Regions from separate parts of the Mus musculus genome. Here regions 1 and 2 are each linked to region 3. A link is a loop called in an ENCODE intact Hi-C map of the cell type or tissue named here. Cell type or tissue: gastrocnemius. All regions are shown on one strand.

The links. Hi-C counts contacts between places; a loop is a spot of excess contacts. Peaks named below come from ENCODE experiments on the same cell type or tissue, not always from the same donor. Only the 100,000 strongest peaks of a DNase experiment are listed, where the experiment ranks them.
Region 1: it touches region 3 in a loop (2.4-fold over the local background); 9 of 42 quality-filtered maps call a loop at or near these places.
Region 2: a loop joins it to region 3, with 2.4 times the contacts of the local background. A loop is called at or near these places in 3 of 42 quality-filtered maps.

The regions. Positions count from the first base shown.
Region 1 is chr14:23,425,477-23,433,476 of GRCm38, reverse strand. It overlaps Kcnma1 (potassium large conductance calcium-activated channel, subfamily M, alpha member 1), which reads left to right. Exons shown (of 28, transcript NM_001253364.1): 19 at 7,737-7,910. Among named protein-coding and RNA genes, the nearest start is that of 5430425E15Rik, 81 kb to the left of the region's middle. In gastrocnemius, a CTCF peak has its summit at 4,240; DNase peaks (open chromatin) are centred at 3,287 and 4,212; H3K27ac peaks cover 790 bases.
Region 2 is chr14:23,250,746-23,258,745 of GRCm38, reverse strand. No RefSeq gene overlaps it. Among named protein-coding and RNA genes, the nearest start is that of Gm10248, 160 kb to the right of the region's middle. In gastrocnemius, no CTCF peak of the experiment used is centred here; no DNase peak of the experiment used is centred here.
Region 3 is chr14:23,526,139-23,534,138 of GRCm38, reverse strand. Kcnma1 (potassium large conductance calcium-activated channel, subfamily M, alpha member 1) reads left to right here. Exons shown (of 28, transcript NM_001253364.1): 7 at 3,845-3,920; 8 at 5,619-5,789; 9 at 7,323-7,414. Among named protein-coding and RNA genes, the nearest start is that of 5430425E15Rik, 20 kb to the right of the region's middle. In gastrocnemius, a CTCF peak has its summit at 4,197 (motif pointing right); DNase peaks (open chromatin) are centred at 4,201 and 4,945; H3K27ac peaks cover 501 bases.

The DNA of each region.
Region 1 (8,000 bases), 100 kb after region 3:
TTCACTCAGGAAGACAGAATGGAAGAGGAAAGTTGAAGAGAGAACTCTCACTCTCTCTGAAATTATAATGTCCTTTATAGGACATTGTGGCACATCCCATTTAAAATCCTTATAAAAAATTTGACTTCCAGGGTATTTTTTTCCTTTTCAGGCAAGTAGACAGCAGTAAACTTTTACCTTTCTTGTTGTGAAAATCACACTATAATGTACAGTACCTTTATTCCCTTAATTTCCCTTGTAGTAGGTTAAGCTAGTGAAATGTTTGATCTGCCATCATGCATGAGACACAATTGCTGCAAAAGGATTGTCTCCGCCAAGCTACTCTTAAGTGTGGCAAGGCCATAGGCTGTGTGGTTAATATTTGATACTAATCAGAATTGTCCAAATGTTGTTATTCCCAATTAGAAGGCCATAGCCTGGAGGGCAGGATGCAGACATGTTTGGGAGGATTAGAATAAAATGAATAATTGAATATAAACCTCCCTATGAAGGCCAGGCACTCAAGAAATCAGAGAAAATATGTTTGGCTCTAAAGAAACTTTTACAAGAAATAGTTATCATTGTCATTATATATAGGAGGATGCTAAGGTACCAGCCAGGCACCTCTTCGTGTTTAAGATTGGAAAGGACAGTTGACTCACCCAGCTATTTATCCAAACCTCTTAGTGCATCAATTCACCATGGAATAATACAGCTTGCACAAGAGCAAAACCACTGACAGTCTCCAGACCCTGTATGTTTTCCCAACCTCCTGTCCCTACCCAGTTTCTCCTTCCCATTCCCTCCCTACCTGTTCCATTCCTTCTCATTCAATAACCTTCAATGTTTCATGTCCTCAATCGGCGAAGTATGGCGTGTGGACATTCCATTGTGGAGATCCCGTGCTGGTAGTATAGTTTAACATGCACATCTCTTTCCATCCCTTCCTAGTTCTCCATCTGTTCAGGAAGAAAGTCCAATCCAGATGTCTAGCCAAGGAGCAATCTCTCAGGCACTAGCATTTATTCATTTTCTTTTCTGTGTCACAAACCTGGTCTAATGATTTATACTTTCCCTCCTCCCAGCCTCTGAAAAGTTGCCAGGGAGAGACTCCTGAGGGACAAGTCATGTCTAGATTGATGTGTGTGAAAGAATTTCCTTTAATTTCTAATCATTGACATATCTTTGATTTATTTTGTTTCCTCTTTGCTGCCTTGGAATACGGCCCCTACTCTATTTTAACTGCACCCTGGTAGTGATCTATTGTGAGTAAAATGGGTTCCGAGCAGCCCAGAGTCAGTTCTCCTGGTCTTTTCTCTAGATGAGATCTTTTTTTTTTTCCTTTCTGTACAGTTTTAGTTTCATTTTACTTTTGGTATTCGTGTTGCATGTAGCAGTTACATCATGCCCCAACTCGCTCATGCCCTACACAGTCCTTGTAGAGTAGCCAGGAACTGGAGAGTGCCCAGAGCCCACTCTCTATGCTTCCACCCATCCCCCAGCCTCCAGCAAGCTCTGGACACGGTCTTATTTTTCCATTAGAAAATAAGACCCTGACAACAGTGTGTTTCTCTTGAAGGCCTTTGCTCAGGACTTTTAAGGGACACTGGTTAGGCTAGAGTAATTACAACTCTAGCTATAGATGCTTTGTCCATTGGGGGTCATAGTCATGCTTGCCTTTGATAAACGACACTTGTTTTTCCCTTCTACAGAGCTTGAATTCCTCTCTTGAAGGAAACACATAGGCTACATATATATTCCTAAGTTGTGATATATATATGATATGTCCTGGGGTAGCTTATATGTAAAAATGTGTATTTTTATATATAATCATAGAGATATTCCATAGAGAGAGAAATACAACGATCACATTATAGATGCCTCTCTGTACAAGAAGGTGCTTGCTGGAGATTTAATTGAATACTCCTTTGGGACTGTAAGTATCTGCCTTTCTGAAGACAAGTGGTAATTATTTCCTACAGTCTACGGCATTTCCTTGCTTTCAAAACTTCTCCTTAAGTCAACGCTCAGTGATTCCTCCACAGTTCCTCTGGGAAAGTTAAGCATCCTGGAGGAGCCATGTGCTTATTTCAGGGCAAAAACAAACAAACAAACAAACAAACCAACCAACCAAAAAACAAAAAACAAAAAACAAAACTCTGTTAGTTAATTCAAGGAGATTACTCTTTTTTTTTTTTTTTCATGAGTGAACCATGTAGGAATCTAAGCAAGCCTCTAGACTTCTCTAACTTACTAAAGACATAAGATCCCTGTCATCCAATCGGATATAGTTTTAAAGGTCAGTATTTCTATGTATAACCTACAACTGGCAGACATCAACTTTGGGTCTTGACTTACAGACATAAGACTCTCTGAAAACAGGAGACCCAATGTACAACTCATTGATTCATTGGCTCTGGACTATGGAGATGTATCAGCACCCAGGTCTTTCATCTTCCTTTGCAGAAGAAGGAGAAGGAGAAGAAGCAAGTTGACTCCCAAGTTCTGGTAGCCTTCACTGTTTGGAAAATGTATAATGTTCTGGGTGAAGCCAAAACAAAATAGCAACCTTCTTCAATACAACACACAGTTCTGCCCAAATTGGCTCTGCGGAAAGTACGTGGAAGCATCACTTCTACACCCTGAGAGCTTTCACACTCTAGCACTCTTTGAGAACTAGACGGCCACACAAAGCCAGTCAACACACAGCTCCAGAGGCAGTCTCTCTCACCTTCCTCTGCCACAGCGTGACTGTTGTGAGCCAGATCAACTAGCTGGGTGTGTACTCCAGGTGGCTGACTTTAGGCTCTGTCCTTGCCTTTTTCTGATCACAGAAAGCCATGCATAAGACTTTTCTTCTTCTTCAAAAGGTAACAGGAGGAACTGGGTTCAGGGGAGATATCATTTCTCATTTATAGGATTTAAAAGACCCTCTTATTCCTAGTGTTTCATCTAACAATATACCTCAGACAAAAGGGTTTTTCTTTTGTAGAGGATTTTGTTTATAATTTGAGCCTTTGAAGAATGGTTTCATGTTAAGAAACAATGCTTCCCTTCCCTAGACTGATTTAAAAAGTGGGCTGTGGTCTAAGAAGTGTGCCTTAATTTAACAGCATTTTTTTTTCCTTTCACACTAGTCTCCTCTTACATATACTCCCTTGGAGACCAAATTATTTTCCCTCTAGCATCTGGAAACCTCCACTTTGGCCTCTTTGGCAAGGCCACTTTTCCTCTCCCTTCCAATCCACCCCCCAAATTAAGATTCTGCAATTGCAACTTGGCTGGCCATTTGGTTGCTGATGCCGGAGGTAGATGGCACTGCAGACAGCATGGGCTGCAACCCTTCCTTCCATTCCAGACTTGGTGCAGAAGGGCCAACCAGCAGAGGACCTGAGGCCTGATACCTGATTGCATCAGTGTGCCCCAAGGAAAGAAAAGTGACCATGCTCCATCTGCAGCAGGTTTCATTTCTTAGCAACACGACCTTTGACAACAGAGGAAAAGTCGGGCAAGTGTGTCTCTGAGAAAGCCTTCCACTGTAAACATTCAACAGTAAACAGATAGCTTTGATGGTGTCCACTAGGGAAGTACTTCTGTTTTGTCTCTATAAATACTACTAGGAAGTCATAATGGAAGTATTGGATGGGCATCCATTTTATTGTGTTGAAGAGAAGCACATGAAAGCTTTCTTCTGAAGCGATGAAACTGCTCAAACAAAGTTATCTGTTTTTTAGAGGAAGGTGAGACCCAGGATCAGACTCTTGGCACTGACATGATCTCTTCACATCATTGGTACTGGTCCAAGAACAAGAACATTTTGTGGGCCAAAGAGAAAAGGAAGTCTCGGGTGGCTTATATATTTTTCTTTCCCAGAGTTAAGTTGGCCTATGGGGGCAGTTTATAGAGCATAAAGTTCCAAGAGCCCCAAGACAGAGTGACAAGTAGCCACACCATTAATAATCTGGCCCAGTCCCTCTCTCAGGAAGCTGCTGCAGAGCTGAGGCATGGGGACCCCATCCACCAATACACTTAAACCAATGTGTTTGCAAGTTGCCACTGTTGACCGCCCCAGGATGCTGTCCCAGGACCTTTCAGCCATTTGTCCTCACTACCCCTAAACATCCGCCACTGAACTGAAATAACACCACAAGATTTCAAGTCTTAGAGAGGAGACAAGGCCTAGGAGAGATGAAACAGCAAGGTCAGGGTTTGCTCTGTTAAGGAGCTGCTTGCTCTCCTACAGCAGTCCACTAGATGTCCTCATAGACCTACTCTGCTCTGCTCTCACACTACAGAAAACATTTTCATTGGTGACTGGGAAGAGCGGTGGATGGCTACTAACTAAGAAAGGAACTCAGCAAACAACAGTGGAGAGAAGATTTTCTTACTTTCTTTTTTTTTTTTTTTAATGACTAGGAATACATGAGAAACGTGTTTTAAATAGATACTGAAGTATTGCAAGTAGGTCTGTGAAACTCAACCTTAGGGGTTTAAAGTACCTCTCTGATACTGGAAACAAATCCTCTGACCCAAAATCGGATGTACAAAAAAAATAGCCACTAAGAAGGCTCTGGAAATCTGTAATTCACTGGAACCAAAGTGAAGGGTTAGGAAGCTGTAGAGTTGAGGAAGGTGACAGAGGAAGTCTGTGATGTAGTACTGATACAACTTTATTTTATAACCCAAGAATAAAATGCCCACATATTCTGGAACACCTACTACAAGGGAGGCAAATCTTCAGCTTTTCTTTGCTAATCTTCACCATGAGTAATAACGGTCCAGAGGGAATCTCTTAACTGAACATACATCCCTCAACCCTGATGGATTGCTCCATCAGATGCAAGGTCAGAATCACCCTTCTCCTCGGCTTAGGAAACAGACCTAGAAGCACATAGGTGATGACACACGTGACTGGGGTGGTGCAGAAGGGGGGCACACACTTAACTGGTTGTCTTTACTCTAGACCTTGTGGTTCATGAAGGTTTGTCAATATGTGGGGCTCAATCATTTTTAACTGTTTTTGTCTTGTCTCTGAGCCTCATGTTGATCATTCTTGCTGGTGTGTGTGTGTGTGTGTGTGTGTGTGTGTGTGTGTGTGTGTGTGTGTTGCTCTTTGTCTTTTGAGATTTCTTTTCTGCATTTGGTGGGAGTGTGAAATGACTGGGCAGGAGTGTTGACTAAGAGCATGTTTTCTGTTTTATGCATATGCTGCTCTGGAATGTGACTGCTTATAATTAACAGTTAATCTTCTTATAGCAAATGGGTTTCTGCTGCCTCAGTTACCAGTTGCAGCCTGTTACTGCATGCTAACAATATGAAATTTTACAACAGTGCATGGTCTCCGGAACAGCCAACCATGACAGTTGCAAACAGTCCCTGAAAGCCACTGGTTTGGTGTTTTGCTCCTTCCTGAACATTTTGGAAGTGGGAGGCTTCCATTGCCCATTGTGACAAGTTGACCTCTGTGGGGGGAAAAAGATTCCAAAGTTACCTATTCCCATCACCCTTCCATATGTATATATATATATATATATATATATATATATATATATATATACACACACACATGAACTTTCTTTCCCCATAAATGTGTCACATTCTATTACCATGCATGAACCCGAAATGGCAGTATGAAAATGAAAACCAGGGACTGTTGCTAATGAGAAACATAGCATTTCTGAGTTTGATGGGATTTTCTGCTACAGCATTTGATTTAAAAACAGAAAAAAAGAAAACAACTTTCAAAATAATTTATCTACAGTGAAACAACAAACAAACAAAACAAAAAAATCATCTCCATTCTCCTCGCCTTTGTAAGTAACAGGTCCATAGGTCCAGTTAAAGCATTACGAAAGAAAAAGCAAAAGACTGGCTTTCCAAGTTAAATACCAGATCTGGATACGATTCAGCTAAATTTATTTTCATGTCTTCCATTGAAGATTTTTCTTTTCTCCCATTCTTGACTTCAGCCACTGCTGTTGATCAAGATGACCTGGACATTGGCTGCAAGCCTTGGGGGTTCCTCTGACTCAAATGCTATGGCAGATTCTTAGTTTTATTTTTTTTGGTAACAAGCTAAGAGCAAAAGAATGACACACTTTAAGTTGAACAGGGCTGGGGTTGCATGTTAATCAGTGCAACAGTTAGGATGCTAAAGGACCATGTCACTGGGAATGTGAGCCTATTCACAGGAATGGAGATGCTGTTGGAGGTCTCTCATTCATCTCCCCCCAGTGCCTGCTCTTCACAGTCATGATGTTCTCCTTGCTTGACAAGCCCACTGTATGGCAAGTCATTAAGGTCTTAGAACAGGGCTTGACCCATGTGAGAGATTTAAACCCTTTCCTGGTGACTGTAACATTCAAAGAGAGTAAAACCACAAGTTATATTTTAAACTAAGACAGTGACTATTCTCTACAAAGGAAAAGAAATAAGGATAGTGTGGAGGACGGGGTGGGAGTGGAGATAACACCTCCTTGGTCCAAGTTCAGTGATTGGCTGTGATACTTGGAAGATTAATGAGTTTTTCTCCTACCCTGTAAGAGGAGCAGGCTGGTTCCTGCTAAGTGAGAAGCAAACATGTTTGCCTGTTGTAGCATCAAAAAGAGGTGCAGTGGCTTCTCTTGTACTGAAATATAAATTGACCACAAGAGTAAAACAGGAAACAATGGGGGCATTAAATTAACGAGCTTTGCATGTCGGTATTTGAGGTGGCTCCAGGGTCAGTACCAAACCTTCACACTATGCCAGAGTCTTAAAAGAACCACTGAGGGTTCCTGAAAATGCCAGCAAGATATTTCACATGCCAAGTATTTCATGTTTTGTTGTTTATAATCTCTCTTGGCTAATATTTTCTGTGTAAGGAAAAAAGTATGATTAAACCAACTAATTGCCTTCTAATTCTCTGGTGGGCAGGGAGAGAAAGGCAGCTCTCCCAGTTGATACTCCCATGAGTAGCTAAAAGCAATCTAGGAAACCAACATCTCATATTGCTTTGGGTGATTTTTTTATTTTTTTATTTTTTGTGAACTTCCTTTAATGTATCCAGCGTTAGCCCTGAGTAGAGGCATTTCTTATATGGACAGATTTGGATATTTGTTCTGTCAAGAGTAAATTTAAATTCCTGTAGCTATCATGTAAACTCACTCCCGGGAAGTTCAGCGAAAGCATCCTCAGATCTGATATTAACACGTAATCGTTTCACATTTAATTTGATGGAAACTTGTCGCAGGCTCTGCTTAATGCCCAGAAATAGATGAAAATGAGAAAACCTACATATTAGATATGTTTATATCCTGCAAAAAACATTTATTGTACCAAATTAGCAATTCATTTAACTGATTGGCTGTGTGTCTCTTTTGCCCTCCTGCATTAATTTTGTCAGGGGGAGAATGGTGGTTACATCTTTTTTTTCTGTCTGTAATTTGCTTTTTTTTTTTCATCCAAGAAACGGGATGTGTTCAGCCATGCCTTCTTCCTGTGGTCACGGCTCCATCGAGGGGACAAAAATGATATGCAACAGCCTTTGGGAATGATAAAGGCAATTTATATTTTCACTGCTTCTTTTTATTTTTGATGTACAACCAAACTGTCACCAACAATCACTGCATTTTTTTTCTTCTGTTTCTGGGTCAAGACTGTTAACGTGAACTAAGACCTGTGTTCAATCCTCCAGCGCCCTTCCAGCTGCCTTGCTGTATGTGACCTTGCCATTAACCGCGCTCTTCCTCTCCTCCCATCCAACCACATGGTTATAGCCAAGATGTCCATCTACAAGAGAATGAGACGAGCATGTTGTTTTGATTGCGGACGTTCTGAGCGTGACTGCTCGTGCATGTCAGGCCGTGTGCGTGGTAACGTGGACACCCTTGAGAGAACCTTCCCGCTTTCTTCTGTCTCTGTTAATGATTGCTCCACCAGTTTCCGTGCCTGTAAGTTTAACCTCAACACACCCAGTTCCATGTCTGTGCTTGTCTGTGGTAATCAGCCCTGTGTTTTGTGTTGTGCCCTGTGGTCCTGTA
Region 2 (8,000 bases), 280 kb after region 3:
TGTTGCTTCCTGTTATTTTTGTTGTTAGAGTTGGGATTCTGTTCTTGTGGCTATATTCTTTTAGGTTTGTTGAAGGATTATGTTCTTGCTCTTTCTAGGGCAGTTTCCCTCCTTGTGTTGGAGTTTTCCCTTTATTATCCTTTGAAGGGTTGGATTTGTGGAAAGATATTGTGTGAATTTGGTTTTGTCATGGAATACTTTGGTTTCTCCATCTCTGGTAATTGAGAGTTTTGCTGGGTATAGTAGCCTGGGCTGGCATTTGTGTTCTCTTAGGGTCTGTATAACATCTGTCCAGGATCTTCTGGCTTTCATAATGTCTGGTGAGGAGTCTGGTGTAATTCTAATAGGTCTGCCTTTATATGTTACTTTAGCTTTTTCCCTACTGCTTTTAATATTCTATCTTTATTTAGTGCCTTTGGTGTTTTGATTATTATGTGTCGGGAGGAATTTCTTTTCTGGTCCAGTCTATTTGGAGTTCTGTAGGCTTCTTGTATGTTCATGTGCATCTCTTTCTTTAGGTTAGGGATGTTTTCTTCTATAATTTTGTTGAAGGTATTTACTGGCCTGGCCTTTTAAGTTGATAATCTTCACTCTCATCTATACCTATTGCCCTTAGGTTTGGTCTTTTTCATTGTGTCCTGGATTTCCTGGATGTTTTGGTTTAGGATCTTTTTTTTTTTTTTTTTTTGCATTTTCTTTGATTGTTGAGTCTATGCTTTCTATGATATCTTCTGTACCTGAGATTCTCTCATCCATCTCTTGTATTCTGTTGCTGATGCTCGCATCTATGATTCTCTTCTCTTATATTCTGTTGGTGATGCTTGCATCTATGGCTTCTGAATTCTTTCTTATGTTTTCTATATTTAGAATTGTCTCCTTTTGTGATTTCTTTATTGTTTCTACTTTGATTTTTAGATCCTGTATGGTTTTGTTCAATTCCTTCAGTTGTTTGGTTGTGTTTTCCTGTAATTCTTTAAGGGATTTTTATGTTTCCTCTTTAAGTACTTCTACCTGTTTAGCTGTGTTCTGCTGTATTTTTTTAAGGGAGTTATTAATGTCCTTCTTAAAATCCTCTACCAACATCATGAGATATGATTTTAAATCTGAATCTTACTTTTCCAGTGTGTTGGGATATACAGGTCTCTCTGTGGTGGGAGTCATGGGTTCTAATGATGCCAAGTAGTCTTGGTTTCTATTGGTAAGATTCTTACGTTTGCCTTTTGCCATCTGGTAATCACTGGTATTAGATGTTCTTGCTGTCTCTTGCTTGAGCTTGTTTCTCCTATGAGTCTATAAGCCTGTGTCAGCACTCCTGGGAGACCAGCTCTTTCCTGGCAAGACCAGTGCACAAAGGGCTGTGTAACAGCCCCATCTCCTGGCTCCAGATATAGGCCCATAGGATCCTGTCCTACAAGCTCTGTTGCCTGTGCTCTCTGGAGTGGACCTGCTTTAGAGAGACACTGGAGGGAAAATGGTGATCTCACCTGAGTCCTGTGGTCAGAGCCCTCCCTCGAGGCAAGCTCTCCTCTGGGAGTGAAGGTTCACAGAGGCCTGAGGATCAGCTCCACCTCCTGGAGTTTCTTAATCCAGGTAAGTTGATGAACAGTTTAACCATCACAGCAATGCTTGAAAATCAACAGCCTTATATTCACAAATAATAGTCAATATGAAGATGGAGAAACTATAGTAAAAAATTAAGTTGCCAAAAATAAGCTAAACAGGAAATATGCACAATGTTTATGAGTAAGACTTTAGGAAGTCTTTTGAAAGACAAAAACTATACTTGATCTGATGTCATCCTTCTTGACTAAAATGACTCAACTTTCTATCAGTATGCGGTCTGCTAAACTGCAATAGTTCTGAAAAGAGCAATACAAGTTTGATGTAAAGCTAGGCTTGTTTATGTTGAAAATCAGACATAATAGCAGTCAGGAAAACAAGCATAGAGGGCACAGGTGGATTAGTAATGGAGGCAGTAGTAAACTTTACCAGACATACATTTCTAGAACCTTTTTACAAGTAAAAGAACCTTCTTTTACAAGTAAAAGAATCTTACCAGACATTTAACTCTATAGAGAGCCCTAAGAATTCAACATGCCAGGAAGTCTCGCAAGCCAAATATCTCCAACAACTAGAGAGATGGCTCAGTGGAGAAAATACTTGCCAGGCAAGTGTGTGTGTGTGTGTGTGTGTGTGTGTGTGTGTGTGTGTGTAGATAGATTAGATAGATAGATAGATAGATAGATAGATAGATAGATAGATAGATAGATAGACAGAGTGTATCACAGGCACAAGCAAACACACAAACATGCAGATACACAAAAGCAAATTAGTCAACTGGATATGAGAGCATATTCTTACAATTCCAGTACTCAGAAAGCAGAAGCAATAGGATCAGGAGCCCAAGGCCAGCCTTAACTACTTAGTGAGGCTGAATCTGCAAAACAATGTGCCTCTAATCAAGGAACCATATCACGAGTCAAAATGGATTTATTGATAAATTATACAAAAACTAAGTAGCCAATTCAAGAAAGATCACTTTAAACCCAGACTTCACACCATACCCAAGAAGAAATTGAAGAGTTTATCTGATGCAAAGATTTATATACAAAATTTCCATATTCTACTACATTCTTAAGAATACTACTCTATCATCTATCTATCTATCTATCTATCTATCTATCTATCTATCTATCTATCCTATCTATCTATCTACAGCTTAAGAGAAAATTAGCAAAATATATGATTTAGGTATAGAAATTGCATAATGGATAAAGCAGAAGTTGGTTTAGAAGTTAGAGAATAAAACAGGAATTTGCCATTCCATACAATTATACATAATCAATTAAATGAAGTTAAAATAGGAAAACTTGCTCTATCTTAAGGTTATATTTTAAGAAATAAACAAAACTGATAGAAACAAAAAACATGGTAATCATAATATTGGATAAGATTCATTTGTGTTTGAATACAGTACACCTATTTCTATGTATACACACATATGTATAGTTGTATGAGAAATTAGATAAAACCAAGTTGAGAGACAAGTCATAAAATAAGTGGCCAGTATTTTTAAACAAACCAAGCCATGAAACTCAAGGATTGAGAAGGTTTTTCAGATTGATGATTATTTAGACAGAAGTGGCTGAACTCAAGGTTCTACATTGGGTTGGATCGTAACCCCCAAAATGGATGTAGGTGAGCAAACTGGTAAAATTCTCCTAAGCCCTATAGACTAGCTGTTAGTATTCCATCAGTATTGATTTCTGGATTTTGTTGATTACATTGTTAGCGCATGTGCGTTCTGGTCACAATTTATGTGGTAATGCTTTGTTTGCCATGTTTTGTGCATTCTTATGAATTTGAATTTATTTCAAAATAATAAGTTAAAGAACTAGACAAATCTAATGACCTAACCTCTCTGGAGTTTGGTGACAGACATTTAAGTGCATAATAACATGCTTTTTCTTTTTTTCTTGGTGTCCCTGTACAAGAATTTGTAAGGTCTCACCCTACATCATGCAGAGTTCTCTATGTAACAGTTGTGGGAAATGAATGAAAATTACTAACTACTAGTTTTTACTAGGATTATACCCCATTTTAATAATAAAAGGAAATATTTTTATTAACTAGGAAGTTTCCTTTTAACAGCAAACTTGTTGGTATCCACTTAGCTAGAGAGAACAAGGACTCAAATATCACCAAGGGCTTTTCTCTTTTTTGTTAATTGAACAAGAAACATACCTGGTTCCCTTCAAAAGTGTTGTTCAGACAGCTTGAGACTGCCTGGCAATTGCTTGTCTGGGGTAAATGCAGAAGGTGTAGTTAGCCATGTGTCTATGGCTGGGTAAATATTTCTCCTTGGAAGCTAGGTGTGGTAACTGCTGTAGCAAGAAACAGACTAGAATCACTTCATTAGTTGAAATGGAGATTCCAAAAACATGTTTAAAGAACACCACATCCTCAATAGAATTCTGAGCTCTTTCACACCTTCATGCTGCCACTGCAAATGATCGCTACCAGCCCCTCCTGCCCATCACCACAGCTGGATCAATACCTGTGCTGCATATAAAGTTATGTCTTACAGAATGTCGATATTAACCTTTCAAGTATGCATCTTTCATGATTTATCCATCAATAGCTCAACTAAATATGTTTTATATGCTGCAAGCACTTATTTTTACCTGGCAAGAAAAGTGACATTTCAAAGCTAACTTCCTTCCATCAAGACTATCTTCTGGAGTAAGGGATATATCTTACCTGGCTGGGCTGGAACTAGCCAAAGCTTTGGTCATATATGAAGGCTATGTTCAGCTTTGGTCATGTACATATGGCTATATAATAAATATTGACAAAATAATTCCCAATTTTAAATAATTACTTTTAATTTTTACAGAAATTTTAAAAGCTTGATGATATTATGTTTTGTACATCTAAGAAATAAACCTGTGTAGAGTTACATCCCCAAAGTCACTTAGTTAATGCAAATAGGAGAGAGAGTCACTGTAGCCATGTGTGTCTTGGGCTTGGTATTCAATAATGATGTAAAATGTATCCAGTCACTTTATGTGTTGTTGAGGATAGTTTGGGCTTAAGAACAATCTCAGTTCTAGTCTGTCCTGTAGTTCTAGTCTGACCATAGTATTTCTCAATCTAACTATTCAGCTAAATCTGTTATCTCAATGCTCCAGGGTGACAGATTTAGAGCAGGAAAGTTCCCATGAGTCACTGTGATGCCTGTACTTTCTGGTCCTGTTAACAAATCACAAAGGGTTGTGTCTTGAGCAACGTGTTATCGCTCCAGCAGGACAGGGGTGTTCTGAAGAGATGCTTGCCTGTGCCCCTCCTTTTGTCTGCCAATCAGCCATTTAGGTAGAAAAAAAGCAAGTGGCCAACATACCCTATCCAAAGTTTAGGTAATCTTATTAATAATCAGGAAAATGCAACTTTTGAAAATGTTATATTTTACAATCAGTAGAGTTAGTCATGTGACAAGTTAAGATGTTAATATGGAAGAAATTTAGTGGCCACAGAAAAAAGAAGACATGGGATTAAGAGGAGAAATTGTTGAGAAGGATTCCTGAAAGACATAGGAATAAGGGATGAAGGGAGATATTGTGACTAAAATTAATTATGTAAATCTATAAAACAGCCAGGCCGTATGAATATTTTTTAAAGAAATAGTAAATCATGTGTACTAATAATGAGAACCAAATGCAATTACAATTGCATTTACAATTAACGTCATTAATGCCAGGACTTTAAAAGTATTTTGATCAATCTACCCGTAGACACACTCACCAGATATCATCTTACAAGGGTATGTGGAGAAGTTTTCAACCATGCTGGCTAATGACCTGTGTGTGATACCAAATTAAGACATGCTGTAAATCATGATGAATGGGCTGTACATAGTTCCGTGTAAAACATTCTAGAACAAATGAAGAGAGTCAGCCGCAGTCCAGGATGTAAATTTACATCCCACAACCTACAGTACAGCCTGTAAATTTAGTGCACACTTAAACCCAGAATTATCCATTGGTAGGAAGCCCCTCAGACAGACCTTTACAAAGCTTAAAACAATAGCATAAATTATGTGACTATAAGCATGCACTTATGTGACAAAAGTATACATGAGTCAGATGTATAAAACTTCGCAGTCATGTCGCAGGTATGAATATGCATGAGTTAGCTTTTTAAAAGTCAGACTAAACATTCATCTGCCCATTGTACCACCAGGAGATAAATAAGAAAACTTCTGTGTCCAGCTATAAAATTTCCTATTCTTTCTCGATTTAGCCCCCCCACCCCCCATCAACGACTTTGCCTTCCTCTTACTGGACAAAAGCCCATAACTAATTTCTGTCAGATGACCTGAAGCAGTTCAGTATCATGAGAGAATGTATACCTTCCGAGAGGCATTGATCTGGGCCATCTCTAAGCAGTAGCTTACAGCCATTTGCCTTGCTTCTGGGGCTGAGTCTAAATGGTTAAACCAGAAAAGTGAACTCACTCTTCTAACGTTTACTATTGTAAAGATCTGGCTAAAAACAAACACCTTGTGTCACGTTAGAGTGCCTAAACCGCAGTCACTGTGTTCAACACTAGAGTTATTTTAAAAACAAAACAAAACAAAACACAAAAACCAACCAAACAAAAAGAGTTGTAAGCTTTGAGGTGAATGAAGACAGGGTGGAATTCAGAAAAATGAAAACACCTTACTCCATCTATTGAACATCCACACCATCAGCTATTATTTTCTGATCCTACGGAAGGAGTGCATTCTACCCCTGGGACTGGCGGTTTACTGAAGGGCTACAGTAGGGCCTGGAGAAACCTGATCGGCATTCACACAGCCACCCTCAGCTGTCTTCCAGGCTTATTAAACACCCGGCACTGTAAACTCCAACTTGTTTCTTTAAAAATTGTTAAAGCAGATATGCCAGCATGTCAATAGCAGAGTAATATCCAAACCATATATTATTCCTTCCAAGAGGCTACAACAAGGTAATGCGCATCGCCCAACGAGGACAAGACTAATCGCGGTGCAGGGCCGAGGCTGTGGAGATTTCCCCAGGGAGTCCATCATTTTATCATATGCCACAGCTTCTCTCCATCAGCATGCTTTCCAGAGCTGCTCCTCTTTCCTCCACAGGTACCATGCCGAGGAAAGAGCTCCCTGATAAAACCTACCTAGCACAGATCCGGCCTGGTGCACAGGGCCATGTTACTGGTATACTGAGTAAGGGAATCCGAGGCTGCTCACTAACAGGTGCTTTGAAAACTCACCAGCATCCAAGTGACCATTGCTTTGTGTGCTTCAGCAAACTGTCAAATGACATATGTCACAGCTCCTCCTATTTCAGGCTACCCTGTCTCTGCTTTGAATGAACAACTATGACAGGCTTCAGAAACAGGACTATGCTCTCATGCATGTGTACATATGTACATAAGTACACATAAGGCATATTTATCAGTCCACATAAGACATATTTAGCAGTACACTTAAGACATATTTAGCAGTACACTTAAGACATATTTAGCAGTACACATACAGACATATTTAGCAGTGCACATAAGACATATTTAGCAGTACACATACAGGCATATTTCAACATACACATACATATTTAGACATAGACATAAAACAAATATTTAAAAGGCTGGTCATAAATACAGTTTGCCATTCTGCTTCTGAAATTCTGATGAGATAGACCAAGACCCATAACTCTTAAAATCACATAAGGCTACAAGATTCTGCATGATTGCTTTTCTCTCTCAAGCGGAGGGGTCAGGTAGAGTTGCACATAGCACTTCTGCTGCTATTTGAGAAACATAAAACCCACTTCGTTTTGCTGCTTTGGACTTTGTTTAGTGATTGCATCCATAAGAGGCATGATTCACCTTTGTGATGATGGAGATTGAATGCTAAGCAGTGCCAGCTTAGAAAGTATTGACAGGTCACAGTCAAATTTGAGGTCACCAGGATCAAGATAGGGTGACAAGCTCTAAGCATCTCAAACACTGAAGAACCCCCCCCCCCCACACACACACACACAAACATCCTGCCTGTGTTGCGTAGCACAATACTGGCCATAGGGCTGGAGAATCCCAGGATTTTTAGGTGCCTAGGGAATTGGCATAGTTCTCCCCAGCTCTGAAATCCCACAGTGGTCATTCTGAGTTACTTTAGTCTCAGCAGTCACAGGAAGTTTTATGTTCACTCAAGTGGCATTGAGTTGACCTGGCTGGAGATGAAAATATATTTTCCATCCTTTGTTCTCCTGAAGTGCCCTGCACTCCCTCAGCCCATGCTTCCTAGACAGCTAAGATGGACGGCAAGGAGCTGTTAAAACATCTTGCTGGTAATGAATAGAAATGAAGCGATTGTCTGCAGAGACCTGTGTGGAGGTGGCAGGGATGAAGGAGGGCAATTGTTTTGTGAAGTACAGTTGTCACTCTGTGTTAATAACTGAACATGACCTTTCCGTGACAAAAAT
Region 3 (8,000 bases):
TTGGGAGGGATTGAGAGGTGGGGCCTTGTTGAAGGAGGTGTGTTACTTTGAAGTGTCAAAGGCCACACCAGTCCCTTCCCCTTGCCTAGTGATAAGGATGGATCCTCCCAGCTTTTGCTCTAGGGCCATACCTGCATATCTGCTGCCATGCTCCCAGACATAATGGCTATGGACTTGCCCCAATAAATGCTTTTTTTCTATCAATTGCTTTAGTCCTGGTATCTTATGATAGCAACAGAAAAGTAACTAAGACATATACCAAACCAGAACAGCCACGGAGAATTCATGTATGGGAATTCACAAGTTTCCATAAAAACACAGAAATGACACTTACAAAAAGAGGGGGCAGGTTTTCATGATCGGATCACAATCTCTCCTTCAAAGCAAGGAGCTAGACTCTGCATGGTCAGTGCCACTCTAACTACTGATAATTTCATGTTTGATTCAAGCCTTTGGGCTTGGCCAGGAAGGCTGCAGATAGCCATCTCCAATGACTCTTTTTGCCACAAATACTCAATGTCTTCTGCTGGCAACCCCTCCCTCCTTTGAAGCAGTCATCTTCCAGATGTCAAAGTCCACATCCCAGCGGACAGAGAACACCCATCATTGGGGTTAATCTTGCAGGTTTTCTACATAGCTTTCAGATATTAACTTGGTCATAGGGTTCAGCTTGGAAGTCCACTTCCTCGTGCGAACAATCTGTGATGTTGCTGATGTCATACAATTAATCAGATTTCCACAACAAACCTGGTCTGTCTCAGCAGTGGTGATTAAATGTTCTGCACTCAGCAAGAGCTCCCTTAAGCACCATTAATGTCCCAGTGACAATCATTTAGAGATTAATAATCACCATATTTAGGCCATTTCCCCAAAGCACCAAGAGACGTCAGTAGATTTAATATCTTGAAAAGACTCTGCATGGTTTTTGATGGTGCAGTGCTTTCGCAGGCCCTGAGGATCTGGGAGTCTGTAAGTGACTCAATTAGGTGTTGAATTCTCCCCTGGAAATAGAGAGCAGCACATGCCTCTCCTCTCTCTGCCATAGGCTACCTGCTCTCCCTACTACTTGCTTCTCTTCAATATCAGATCACGTCTTAGGGGGCTCGAAAGGGAGAGACAGGGGAATGGGCTGCTCTGCTTTGATTTTCCATTGAGAAATTTGCCTGGAGCAAGGTTTAGTGGTAACATAGCTGATGAGACAGGGTAAGCCTCAAACTTCTGTTTTTTCAGTTGGCAATTCCATTCTCTGTCAGAGAACTTCGCTTGATATGAGGTGAAGCACAGAGTGACTCATTGAGATGTCTGGAAAAGGCTTGAAGGTCAGGAGTTAGCACAAGCAGCCTTGTGCTTGGGAGTGCTAGCTTCATACCACAGCATCCAGAGCCCTGGAGCTAACCGTATCAGGTCACAAAGTGGGCGGATATGGCCAATTCGTATGTTCTCTGAGAACATTCTAGATGTGAGCCATTTCAATTGTGTCTAGGCAAGTGGCAGAGTGACTGGGTCCCAGAGGGAGTGACAGACTTTTGGCATATCTGCACTCAGGCTGTCAGCTTCCCTCCTTAAGATTCTGCTCCTCTCTTCATCTCTTTTGGGTTTGTTCTCTGGAGGTCTTCTCAAGGATTGTATCTGAGATGGATTAGAACTCTCTTCCACAAAGTTCCTGAAAACTCTGGCAGGCTTCTCTGTTGGCTGATGTTGATGTTGGCTGAATTCCACTGGATTATTTAGTAAAGGAAGTCCTTGGTGGACACCTTGGTCTCCCATGTCAGTAGCTGTGGGGAGATTGGTCGTTAGGAAGTGATGATGGGCAAACTACAGGGTAAGGGAAAAGAGGATCCCTGAGGCTTCCTATAGTGTGTTCCCAAGCTACTTAGATGAGGCCTGCCACTTGTAGCTGTGATTCCCAGGCAAGCTATCTACACCCCCTAATGCTCGGTTTCCTCAATAGTGAGTGACAGTGGTGTTCTCACCTACCACCTGCATTAGCAGAAAGAGTGAAGAGGGGGAGGACGCAAGCAAATACTTAGTACATCAAAAAGCCCCAGCAGTCCTCAGGGACCACAAATGGTGGGTGATCCTGGCGAGGACCAAGATGCCCAGGATGGACAGTCTGCTGTTTTGCTGGCATATGGTTTCCAACCCCGAGGATGTCATCCCACACACCTCAAAAGGCTAGTTTCACCCACAACTTTGGAAGTGTTTACTCATTCTTGTCCTGAACTGTCAGAATCAATGCCAGGCAAACCGGGAACTTGGATTCCTCTCTTCAGTTATATAAATACAAGCAGAGAAAGCTCCATTCCTCATGCTCCACCCAGGAAACATGATCGCAGCCTTTGTTAGGAGGCCTCCCTTACGAATTCCCCAGGCTGAGCAACAACAGCCTCCATCCTGCCCTTTTAGCGGTATGCTCAGGATCCAAAAGCTAGCAGCCATCAATGCCACTGACATGACACTGTGGCTGTGCAGTAATAGATCTGAAAGTGGCTGAAATGGCCACATTTCCATCTCCAACTGTGGGGCCTACTGAACTAAACTTGTCAGTTTCCCAGTTCCCCCAGATGATCTTGAAGGATCCTATGAGAAATTAGTCAGTATACATCAAACATCAGCATGATGGTGTGTGGGTGCACTGCGTACATACTGTGAAAGTCTCAGATGTCACCATTGTTAACCTTCTAAGCCATTAGAAAGTAGATAATATATTACCCAAGAGAAAGAAATAGGCAGAAAGAGGGCAGTGTTACCATAGATGGATTACCCAAAGAGAAGGATTAGCTTCTGCGGGGGTTGTGTCTTAGGGTTTCTGTTGCTGTGAAGAGATATTCTGACGGCAGTAACCCTTATAGAGGAAAACATTTAATTGGGGCTGCCTTAAAGTTCAGACGTTCAGTCCATTATCATCATGGTGGGAAGCATGGCAGCCTGCGGGCAGATGTGGTGCTGGTGAATGGGCTGAGAGTTGTACGTCTTGATCCACAGGCAGTAGAAGTGACTGTGTACCACACTGGGCATAGCTGGAGCATATGAGATCTCAAAGCTCACCCCTACAGCGGCACACTTTCTCCAACAAAACCACACCCACTTCAACAAGGCCACACCTCCTAATAGTGCTTCCTCTGGGCCAAGCATTCAAACACATGAATGTATGGGGGCCATACCTATTCAAAGCACCACAGGCTGCATAGGGCCGGGAATGGGAGAACAGGAGGTGGGAGACAGAGTTCTTTTCTGCAAGATGAACGTGATGGAAACACCATTAAATATAACTTCAGGACAACTGGCATTTAAATTGGGATTGTATGCTAGATCGCATTGCTGAATTCAGTTCGTTTTCTGATATACAGATGTGTCCAGATTCTACTGCATGGTGTCTGCTCTTCGGAGCAGAATGCCGCGGTGATTAGAGGTTGGGCGGTGATGTCCACAACACAATGGCTCAAACAAAACAAATACAACCAGAAAGAATTATCACACTGAAGAAAATAAGACATACTTGCAGAGATGATGAAGTCATGGGGAAATGTCAATTTAGGTGAAGGATACACAAATTTTATTTACTCTTCTCTCTGGTTTCTTTTTAATATATATTTGAAGGGTTTTGTTTTAGACAAGTTAAGTTTTAGCAACGTTTGAGGGGTTAATGTAGGGTCTGGCTGTGATTTTCCTACAGACTCTGTTGAGAGCCTCATTCCTGACCAATGTTTCTCCCCTGAGTCAAATTTCCTTATGATGACAGCAGCCTGCTTCTGCCCCAGAAGGGAGACTGTGACACCATCGGGCAGTTCCATACGGGTCTTCTCTCTGTAACTTTGGGACTCTTCTTGTCTCCTTTGTACAGTAACTCCATCAAGCTGGTGAATCTGCTCTCCATATTTATCAGCACGTGGCTGACTGCAGCTGGATTCATCCACTTGGTAAGTAGCTGGCATGGAGCAGGCCCTTGCTAGGCCGTTTTATTACTTAACATTTGTTTTCTTGGAAAGAGACAAGTTTAGCTGTACATACAGGAAAGTGGGACAAGCTACTCAATTTTCAGAATTCCCTACCCTTAACTTCCACCCCTCAAACTGGTTCCAAATAGTGAGTAATGTTCCTAGGACCAACCGACATCTTTCAGCTTCACCTGTATTGCTTCAGGGAGACTTGCCTAGTTTTTCACTCTGTATGCAATAACCTCAGAAGGCCACAAGATGGCAGTGCTTCCACAGCAAACGCCCAGGAAAAGTCTGGCACCTATACTGAAAGTTTGAACTTCAACAGCTCTTTGTAAACAACAAATGCAAATCCTGGGATCTGTCCCTACTTCTCTCGCACAAAAAAGCTGCTTTTGACTGTCTTGCTAGATGACTTCTCAAGTCGTTTCAAAACCCCCAAATGGTTTTGTTTTTGTTTTTTTGTTTTTAAAAACTAATGACTCTTTGAATGCTATTACCAAGTCAAACCTTTCCTACCTCCCCAAGGCAGAGTTCTCTAGCCTGCTTTCAGAGAGAATAGTTACTATGAAATGTACATTTCATCTGCACATAAACTGTTACAATCAGAAGAAGCCCCCACCAGACTATAAAACTTAGCATAAGTGACTTTGTTTCCATCTGCTAAACAAGATAATTGTGGATTTTGCAAGAGTCCTATACATATTTTAATTATGTGTATGCCTGTGTTTTACTGTAGGGATATGTGCACATGTGTGGATGTACCCCTGGAGGGAAGCAGAGGGCTTTAGGCTCTCTAGAAGTGAATGCTGGAAATTGAATTCCAGTCCTTCTGCAAGAACAATGGTTCCTAACCATTGAGCCACGTCTCCAGTCCCTGTGTAACTAGTCAACCTTCACCTTTTATCATTCAGTTCCTTCTGAAGCCAATTGCCAGTTCTGGGCTCAGGTTCCCCAAATCCTGCTGTAGCCCCCACTCTTTGCTCCCTGCTGGGCTTCAGCCAAGCTCACAGAACTGAGCATCTGCGCAGACCTCAGGAACTCTGCAGCACAAGCAGAAACTATTGGCTCAAGGGCCATTTTGAAGACGTCTGCAGCCATTTCTCTGATGGTGTGTGTGTGTGTGTGTGTGTGTGTGTGTGTGTGTGTGCATGTGTCTGCAGTTTCCAAGAGGTCACTTCTCTTGTTTCGGAGGAAATTTCCAAACCTCGGAGCTCAGAATTGCTGGTGGGCTCTGGTGAAGAAAGACAAGCAGTCCCAGAAGCAGAGATGATGCTTTGGATTCAGGCTGTAGATGTGTCCCAAAGATGTTGGGTCTGGTGTTCTTAGTTACACGAATGAAAGGAAAGTCTAGAGTCTCAGCAGGAATCCCCAAGGGACTGGCAGAAGGAAGCATCTAGCACCTGCCTTAAAGAGATGCTGTAAAGTGTATCAAGCATCAGCGATGCGTAGGAAAGCACACCAGCGCTGCTCCTCCTCATCCCTGTCCTGATACCCCCTGGGGTTTCTGGTGAATCATGCCTTAGTGACTAGCAATGAGAATCATCTATTCTGTACTGCGAATATGAAGCGTATGTAAAAAACAACTTTCAGGAGCTCTGGGCATCCTGGTTTGCATATACTGTACATATGAACATCTGATGGCTTTCTTTTCTCTCCCTCCCCCCTCCCTTGCTGTAGGTGGAGAATTCAGGGGACCCATGGGAAAATTTCCAAAACAACCAGGCACTTACGTACTGGGAATGTGTCTACTTACTCATGGTCACAATGTCTACAGTGGGTTATGGGGACGTTTATGCAAAAACCACACTTGGACGCCTCTTCATGGTCTTCTTCATCCTCGGGGGACTGGTAAAAAAAAGCCCTCTTTCTTATTGTATCTATTTTAATGATTATTAATATTTTCCAATGCCCACTTCCTTAGACATAGTATTTTTAATGTGTTTTGCACTGGAAGCAAGTAACTGCCTTAATGCAACCAGGAGAGCTAAATCCAAATACCATAGTGTCTTTGTTGCATATTTCTTTAGTGTTATGCTTATCCCTTAGAACCAGACATATTGTCCTCACTGGGGACAGCCATGTCACTAGGAGCAAACCTAATCGTTTTAAGGGAGGCATGCCATTAATAAATGAGAGTGTCCTTTAGTAATGGAATTCACTATCAGATATTGTAGCTGCTGTTGATTCTGGTAGATGCTGTCCAGACTCTGTAGATAGATGGCGGTTTCAAGAGCTCCCCTCCCCTTAATGTTCCTCCCCAAACTTCCAACAAACACTGTGGCTGGCACCTGCCCCTAAAGAGCAGGGTCCCTTCACTTAGGAAATGTCATTATAGTCAGGACATAACTGTGTCTAAAGCCCGCTCCATTTCTCTCCTTGGAACAAGTTTCACTGGTTCCTATGTAGCAAGAAATCACTGCATTCAATGTAATTCCAGGGAACAGTTGCTTCATTTTCTCTTTCAAAGTAGCTTATAGCGAAGTCTGATTTTTTTTTTTTCTGTGTATGAGGTAAGTGACTGAGATTCTAGTCCACACACAGCTGTGGCGCATGTGCACTGCACACACATTTATATGAAGTGATGCATACATTTCTCTCTGTTTTGTATGCATAGGACATATACATTTTGAAAAATGTATATAAATGTGTGTGTGGGTGGACATTAGCAGCATCCCTGCAGGGTCCCGTAGTTCAGGAGACCCCATTATCCAGCCACAGAACAGACTTTGTTGGGTAAAACATGGCAGCTCCGTGTCTCCTTGCTATCCATCCTTTCCTCTTGTGTGATTTCCAAAGTTGACCTCTTATGCTTTTTAGTCATTTTTAAATGAAAATGTTTATTTTTAAATCTTCTTTTTAGTGTTTAGTATCTTTAGCTACTCATAAAAAATTCTCCTTTGAGTGTTATGTGGAAGGACTTTTTGACAGAAATGTATACATGTGTGTGTAAGTGTGCATGCGTGTACATGCATGTGTACCTGTGTACACATATGTGTATGTATGTGCACATACGTGTGTGTCCATGCATGTGTGTATCCATGAGTGCCTGTCATGAATGTGTGTGTGTGTGTGTGTGTGTGTGTGAATACTTGGCATCATTCTACAAGATGTCAGCTCATTTACGCTTGTCTCCTTTATATTTTTCTTGACTGTGGTTTATTGTTTTCTACTGTCTAGGTCAACTCACGTATGTTTCATTCTGTGTGGTTTCAGGAGCTTTCCCCTTTGTTCTGTTATTGTTGTATAATCCAACACATGAATCCGCACCTTTGCAGGTCTAATCCTTTTGTGTTTTCAGATCTTAGTATCCCCCTTCTGAAAAGGTCACCCTTTCTTTGGCCTGTCTTTTTAGTCTCTCTCTGTCTCCCCTCTTCTCCTCAGGCCATGTTTGCCAGCTACGTCCCTGAAATCATAGAGTTAATAGGAAACCGCAAGAAATACGGGGGCTCCTATAGCGCGGTTAGTGGAAGAAAGTAAGTATGCCAAGAGGTTTTTGTGGCCTCCGCGGCGTAGGGGCCTCTCTGCATGCCATTTCTGTTTGGCTCTTGTTTCTTTGTCTCATGCATGTAGGCAATGTTTGCCCGCTACGTGCCCGAAATTGCTGCTCTCATCCTGAATCGGAATAAATTCGGCGGGACTTTTAACAAACATGGAGGCAGAAAGTAAGTCAGCTGCACCTGAGGACATGTGCTTGAGTGACTTGGAAAGTCCCTGGAGCAGTGGCATTGAATCAAGCCCTTCTCGCTATCCCCCCTTCCTGCTTTTTTTAATGAGGGAGGGTGTGCATTCTGCAGAAGACTGGTTTCAGAGCATGGGAGGTGATTGGACCATCTTGAGGTCTTGTGACCATTTACAGTGTCCAAGAGATAACAGTAAATATATTCAAAGGTGTCCATGTGCACCTGGAACCATATCTTCTGCTCTCATACCTTATCATATTCACCAAGCTCATTTCACGAGCTGGTGATATGATCAAATTCTGGTCTCTGCAACTGAGGTCTCATGACTTCCTGGTAGGTCTGGCATGCACACTAATGGGCTAGAACTCTTTTCCCACTG